Regions from separate parts of the Mus musculus genome. Here region 2 is linked to region 1. Evidence: chromatin contacts called from ENCODE POLR2A ChIA-PET data. All regions are on one chromosome and are shown on one strand. Each heading gives the region's core, a stretch centred on a gene start or an enhancer-like site at or near the end of the contact. The rest is flanking DNA. Distances are from core to core; before and after follow the strand shown.

Region 1 (3,792 bases), core at 353-2,852:
TGGTAGACAAAAAGAACCCATGAGGACAGTGTGGGGACCAAACTGACGGGTAGATGACGGGTGAGAGAGTGGATGAAGGATGGATTGATGAAGGATGGGCAGATAGGGGAAGGGCAGATGGTTGATGGGCGGGGGTGTGTGTGTGTGTGTATGTGTGTGTATAGTGAGTGGGTAGATGGTGTGTGGGTGGTGGAAGGGTGAGTGGATAGTGGGTGATGGATGAGTGGGTGGGTAGATGTGTGGATGATGGGTGGGGGTGGATGATGGGTGGGGGGTGTTGGGTGGGTGGGGGTGGGGAGGTAGATGGTGGGTAGGTGGGTGAGTAGGTGGAAGGACAGGTGAATGACAGATTAGTAGACAATAGAAGGGTGGGACACCCATGACAAGTAGAAGAAACCATTGCTGAGTGGCAGAGGAGAACACGTCTGTCCCTGGCGACTGTCCCTGTGTCCTGGGGAAGTCTGTGGTCCGGCAGCTCTCAGCAGCAGCAGGCTCCAGTTGTGAGCTGTCTTCCCGGAGTTTTAATTTCTTAATGAACTCCCATTAAACATTAGGAAACTCACATGAAAGTGTTTATAGATTTTCTTGCAAAACTGAATCAGAAACAATGATCTTGGCCCCAGGGGACCCCCACTCCCCATCTCCCAGGCACCAGTGTTCTCCTCATAACAAAACCATAGGGGAAATGAAACTCTGCTTCTAAACCTGGCTTTCATCAAAAGTGGGAAACTGAGTCAGGCGTGGGGCTCACACCTGGAATTCCAACATGCAGGAAGCTGGAAGACTTTGAGGACAGCCTCTGCTACACAGTGAGATCCTGACTCAAAACACCAAAACGACAACACGAGGAAATGACAGCAGGGGCCTGCAAGAGAGCTCAGTGGTTAAGGGGCTTGCTGCCAAATCTGACTGCGTGAGTTCTATCCCCAGAGCCCATATGGGAAAAGAGAGAACCGGTTCCATACAACTGTCCTCTGACCTCTACATACACAATAAACAGATGTAAAAAGAAAAGAAGACTAACAATAAGGGTGTGTTTTGTATGAGTGGAGGAGGTGATTAAAGTGAGAGGCATGAATGAATGCTGCGTGTTTCTCTGCTGGCCACGGGGCATAGTGGTCAGGGGCGCAGACACTGAAGCTGGGTGGGCAGGTTCCGAACCTCTCTGAGCTTCCACCCTCTGTTATCACCATGGTGTCTGGCGCCCATCCTTGCCTCGCAGGCCACTGGTCTGTCCTTGTGTGTGAAGCAGAGCCAGAGTTGAATTCTGTCCCCTACGTGACCTGTGCAAAAGAAATTCTCATCTGCGGGGGCATGCGCTGCCCTCCCACGGGGCACACGGGAAAGTCTAGAGACGGCTTGGACTCTATTTCAGTGGGAAGAGCTACCACTGTTAAACTCCCTGCTGGGTGCAGGACAGCCCCATCCCCAGAGAAAGATGACGGCCTCAGGAAAGCATGTCCCCAGCTGAGCTGGGCCACACAGCTCTGCAACCCTGAAGTCCCTGTAGGGAAGTGAAGGCCGAAGGAGCTGCCCATGTGTGACAGGAGATAGTCGCTCTGCCCCGAGCCACCCCAGCTAGCAGAGACTCTGCCTGGAGGGAGTCTGTTCCTGGCCCTACTCACCAGGCAAGGAACGTGTCTCCAGCGCCTCTCAGTGGCCAGGACCTTGAACTACAGATATTTCCGGCGGAGGGTACAGAGTGGGACCCCTCTCGGTTCACCAAGGCTGTTCCTCAGGCAGAAGGGTCACAGTGGGTAATGGCAGAAGTAGCAAAGAAATATGGATATGGAGTTGAGCCCTCTGTCACTCAGCAGCCATGAGACCTTAGGTGAAACCTTTCTCCTCTGAGCTTCGGTTTGCCCATCTGTAAAATGGAGCTGGAGCGGGTGGTTGGTCTTGTTGGCAGGATCTTCTTAAGATCGCATGGAGGGCCGGGCGTGGTGGCGCACGCCTTTAATTCCAGTACTCGGGAGGCAGAGGCAGGCGGATTTCTGAGTTCGAGGCCAGCCTGGTTTACAGAGTGAGTTCCAGGACAGCCAGGGCTATACCGAGAAACCCTGTCTCGAAACAAAAACAAAAAAACCCAAACAAACAAACAAAAAGACCCCGTGGAGGGTGGTGTGGATCAGATGCTGTGTTCGTCAGACGGCGTGCAGGGTGGTGTGGATCAGATGCTGTGTTCGTCAGACCCCGTGGAGGGTGGTGTGGATCAGATGCTGTGTTCGTCAGGGCGACTTGTCGTGGTCCATCTTGCTATGTCCTCAAGGATGACCTTGGACTTCTGACTTTCCTGTTACACCACTAAAAATCCTTAAACAGACAATAAATAAGTTTAGTGCAAAGGCACACTTAGAGAAGAGAGGGTGAACCGCCATGGCCCGTGAGGGTTCTGTCTTTGTTTCATACATATGCTTAAAACATGTACATTGCTAACATATGTGATGCCAAACTCTGCACTCCCTCAGCCCTAGTAAAGACCCCCCCAGCCCCGAGTAAACACACACCTGTCATGTCAGCCCTTGGGCTACAGAGCAAGCTCCTGTCTTAAAATAAACATTTAAGAAGCAATCCTGCCAAGCCGTCAGAAATACAACTGTTCGCTAGAAGTAGAGAAATAGGGAAAACAAACGAATAAACAAAACACTCGCCTCTCTACAGAAAAGCAAGGCAAATGGCCCACACATGCATCTCTTAGAGAGTATGTTTTCAAATTTATTTGGCCGGGAAGGGGCATGTGCAGGCCATGGTGTGTGTGTGTGTGTGTGTGTGTGTGTGTGTGTGTGTTGTCAAATGAGTCTGTTCTCTCCTTCCACCATACAGGTCCAGGGAATCGAACTCAAGTCATCAGGCTTGGTGGCAAGCTGCTTCACCCGTTGAGCCGCCTCACTGATCCTGGACACGCACTTTAAAACTCAAGCCCTAACATAAAATGATGAGTGCTCCAGGCTAGACCTTGTGGACAGTTATGTCCTCTACTGGCCAGGTGGAGATAGAGCCTGACTGTAGTGGGCCCGGGCTCCAGGCAGGAAAAACCAGGGCCTCCCTGGCATCTGGGCTGAATGTCTCTGAGTAGGTTCAACCTTAAACATTTAGACAATCATTGTGGAAGTTTCAAAAGCCTGTGTCCTGTGACGGACAGCAGAGTCTCTAGGAGTGCATCAGAGGGAACAGAGCAGTGGCTTGAGCGCACAGGCGATAATTGTGTGGTGTTTATTAGCTACAAAGCTTAGAAACAGCTATGGCCAGGCACCCATCGAGGTTCAAGTTTATGTTCGCACTGTGGAATGTGTGAAGCACGTTTTCCTGGTGTTGGTCTGGAGGGATCACCAAGGTGCATTGTTAAGAGGGGGAAAAAGAAAACAAACTTGCTCAGAACAGGGTGTGGAGCAACAGGGAGGACAGGAATCTGCTCACGTGCCTAGCACCTACCTCCTGGCTCTCTCAGCAACAATCCCTGAGACACAGTGACCACGAGGGTTTGCAGGAGGGGAGGTGGAGGAGAGGTACCGGGTCTGGCAGTCAGCAGACGCAGAGAACAACCCACTCTCTTTAGGCAGCCGAGTCCTAGCCCTCTAACTCAGTCTAGGGTAGAGTTGTGACTCTACACGTAGGAGCCATGCACTACAAAGTCAACACCCCCCCACCCTGGTCTCAGTTTCCTATTACAACATTTTCCCATATGTGTTCATTTCTTAGCTGATTTATTTTAAGATTAAAAGATTACGCCAGGCATGGTGGTGCATGCCTTTAATCCCAGCACTCAGGAGGCAGAGGCAAGAGGATCTCTGT
Region 2 (3,792 bases), core at 685-3,184, 40 kb after region 1:
TGGGTCTTAGACCCCAAGTCTAGAGCCCTCAGAAGCCTGGCTCCTATGCAAGATATCCTCCGACCTGGAACCCAGCCTCCCTTCCCATTTGCAAGACTGCTTTCTTTGTGGCTTTTTGAGACAGGGTTTCACTATGTACCAGGAATTTGCCGTGTAGACACAGTTAACCTCGAATTCTCCACAATCCTCCTGCCTCAGCTTCTCAAGGGCTAGGATTACAGACATGTTTAGCTGCTAACCCTGCTTGGCAATGCTGCCTTGGACAAGGGCTTTGTCTGTGTGCTTTGCTCTTGGCAGCTCTAAGATGGGAATCAAAATGCCTCTGTGAGGGGGGATTGTGGAGAGTAAATGAACATGGGCCCTTTTGCCTACCTCAGTACCCTTGGAGCAAACTGGAAGTCACTCTGTCACACCAGGAGCTGGCACTGGGCACAGGACACGGCTCCTACCTATGTCTCCCTTTCTATCCCAGAATGGAAGTTTACAACTCCATGTTCCAGTTACATTTCCCCAGGGAAGGCAATCCCATCCTTCACACATACTTCAAGGAACCCAAGCATCGGAACCAACATTCAGTGCTCACCCTGGGCAGTCTGAACAAACCACAGAATCTGCACCCAGATGACATCAGAGAGGAAGATTTTTTTTTTCTTTTAAACATGTTTTTAGATTTATTTGTATGATGGTTTTGTATGCATGTATGTACAGTAGTATGGTATCACATGTATACCCTGTGCCCTTGAAGGTCAGAAGACGGCCTGAAACTAGAGTTAGGATGGTTATGAGTCACCAACAAACCCCAAGGAAGATTTTTTCCCTTTTGGTTGTTTTTTTGTTTTGAGAAGGGGTCTCACTGTATAACTGGCTGTCCCGGAACGATGTAGACCAGGCTGGCCTGGAACTCAGAGACCCCTTGCTTCTACCTGGAGAGTTTAAAGGCAAGTGCCACCACATCTGGTCAGGATTTTCTTGATACTGGAGAAAGACAGAAAACTAGCACCACATGTCCCATCCGTTCATTCTGCCAGGGTAAAAACTCTTATGGACTTTCCCAAGTTTCATGAGAGCAGAGTGGCCAGCTGGGTGTTAGCACCTGTCCAAAACTCCGGAGACTGAGGCAGGCAGATCCAGAGCTGGAGGCTGGCCTGGGTTACGTAGTGAACTCCAGGCCAGCTCGGGCTATAGAGTGATTCGTTGTCTAAAACGAACACTCTGCTCGCTGGGATGTGGCCGGAGTAGGTCCTAGCATGCACGGAGCTCTGGTTTATCCCCCGCAATGCATGTCTGTGATTCCAAGACGTGGGAGATGGAGGCGAGAGGATCATCCTTCGCCTGACAGCAAATAAGAGGTTATCCTTGGCCTGACAGCAAGTGAGAGGCCAGCCTGGAATATCGTGACCCTGAGTTAAAAATAAAGAACGGAGCCCGAAGTGATGGCACACACCTTTAATCCCAGAACTCGGGAAAAAGGCAGCCGGATTTATGAGTTCGAGGCCAGTCTTGGTCTACAGAGTGAATGTGAGGACGTCCAGGGCTACGCACAGAAACCCTGTCTGGAAAAACCAAGACAAAAAGGAAAAAAAGAAAAAAGAAAAACAGACCGGGACAGGAAACGCCGCTCCCACTCAACCGCCCAGCTCGAGGCCACGCCCTCGCCGCCTGACTCAACCGGCGGGCTTGAGGCTCGAACTCAGGATACTCCCCGAGTCCCGCCTCGGCCCACGCGCCGTGGGCGCGCCGCCGGGGGTCGCTTGGGCAACGGGCGCGCGCCCTCCGGAGCGCGGAACCCGGGAAGCCGCACGCGGCGCGCGCAGCAAGTCTGCTCCTCGGGTTCGGGCCTCGTCCGCGATGCCCCGCCTACCGCTCCGCCCCCGCGGAAGTGCCGGCCGCCTTTTCGCTAGCTGACTGGTCCTCCCGTACAGAGGGCGGAGCTCGCGGTGAGGCGGGGGTGCGTACTTCCGGCTGCCGGCTTGACATGCAGAAGCCGCTGCTGGGGAGCTTGGGGCTGCGGTGGTGGCGGGTGACGGGCTTCGGGACGCGGAGCGACGCGGCCTAGCGCGGCGGACGGCCGTGGGAACTCGGGCAGCCGACCCGTCCCGCCATGGAGATGGAGAAGGAGTTCGAGGAGATCGACAAGGCTGGGAACTGGGCGGCTATTTACCAGGTGCGGAGCCGGGGGCCCCTAGGCCGCGCCGTCTCCCCGACCCTCCCGGCTCGGGGGACTCCTGTCGCGCATCCTCGTCGCCCTAGACCCCTCTTGGGGTTCGCGGCCCCTGCGACACCCCCACTCGCCTCTATCTCTCCGCGGTCCCTGTCATCTTCGAGCTCCCCCCGCAAACCCGACCCCAACATGGCCCAGCCACCCTTTGTCCCCACTGGTCCACACCCCTGCCGCTTCCTTGTCTGGACTGGACCACCTCAGGCCCTCTTCCTTTGTCTCCTGGGGAGGAGGGTGGGCTCGCCGACACCCCCGCCCCCTCACATTTCACTTCCTCGGGCCTCGGTGTGCGGTGGTGGAGGCCCGGGGATGACAGCCCCCTTACTCCTTCCTGTCCATTCATTTGTTAGACGTGAGCTGGAGGGTCTCTTCGGTGCTAGGCTTTGGAGCTGGTGTGTATTGAACGCCACCGTAGACCTAACCTATCCCCCCCCCCCCGAGAGGCTATAGTCACACAGACATTCAAATACTGATCATTGCATCTGGTGACAAGTGTTGAGAAGAGAAAGACCTGTTCTGGTGGAGGGTGACTGTACGCAAAGGGGCTGCCTTGTCTAGGGCATCACCGGCAGGGCTGCTAGCGGCTCGACAGGGAAGGAGACTTGCTCTTTGAATAGACCAAGGAGTGACAAGCCATGAGGTTAGGCGACTAACTAGGGGGACACAGAACCCATTCCTATAGCTGCCTGACCCTCTCCAAATGGCCTCTTTCTTTTGTCTTTTATCCTTTGACCGTGAGCTGAGATGGTTTCTGTTTTCTGTGATCCGGTCCACTTGAGGGGTTCTGGTGGTTCATTAAAAAAAAAAAAAGTATTATGAAAGTAGGGTTCTCCCCCCCACCCCCCGCCATGTATGAAACAGTGAATTGAAAATGCAAAGATGTCTTTGCAAGCAGCTAAGTCCTCTAAAGAAAACAAATCTTCCGATTAAATGTCAGTGCGGGGGTTGTGAGGATTAACCATACTCGCCAGGCATCTTAAATAAGCATGTGCAAAATAGATCCTGTTCCTCGGGTAAAGAGAGCAGGCGGTTTATTCTGCTTTCAGCTTCTAGGTTCAAAAGACAGCGGGTGAGACCCATCAGCTGGAAATTGAAATCTATTTTGAGCTTCACTTAGGAAAGTAGGCACCCTCAGGCTGTTGTTTGGTGTTCTTGACTGACAAAACCTTTTTTGGGGGGTTGCCTTGGTTTCCAGATTCTTTGACAGGGTTCTTTTTACTTGGGCCTCGGTGTGCTCGTCAGCTTTTTTGGGGGGCAGATATTTGTAGCTAGTGTAATCTGTGTCAGTCGAGCGATCAATTGTAACATTTGTATTGCACGTCTAGTCTATGAATTGGCTGGACAGATTCCACTAAGGAGTCAGGTCTGTGGGCAGATTTTCTGTATCAGATTAAATGCAAGGGGATCCCAGTGTAACAACAGCACGTGAAGATTGTTCTGTAAGCCACTCTGATGTGTGGAGGTTGTTGGCTAAACAGACCGTCCCAAGTGGAGACCGTTGAATCTTTAGTACTGAGACAGACTTATTTGGTAACAAATTGGCATCATTAATAAGTTATGGTAGAATGTGGTTT

Evidence for each region. ChIA-PET counts read pairs that join two places held with the same protein, here RNA polymerase II (POLR2A).
Region 2: POLR2A ChIA-PET joins it to region 1 with 10 read pairs in Patski. The contact joins the promoter of Ptpn1 here to the enhancer-like site in region 1. POLR2A ChIA-PET finds 5 or more read pairs at or near these places in 2 of 5 experiments (Patski and embryonic stem cell).

The regions. Positions count from the first base shown.
Region 1 is chr2:167,890,509-167,894,300 of GRCm38, forward strand. No RefSeq gene overlaps it. Among named protein-coding and RNA genes, the nearest start is that of Gm33033, 15 kb to the left of the region's middle. Within about 2 kb of position 1,603, at least 1 of the 3 ENCODE cell types and tissues checked has a DNase peak (open chromatin) inside an H3K27ac peak, as active enhancers do.
Region 2 is chr2:167,930,393-167,934,184 of GRCm38, forward strand. It overlaps Ptpn1 (protein tyrosine phosphatase, non-receptor type 1), which reads left to right and starts at 1,935. Exons shown (of 9, transcript NM_011201.3): 1 at 1,935-2,164. The coding sequence starts at 2,102.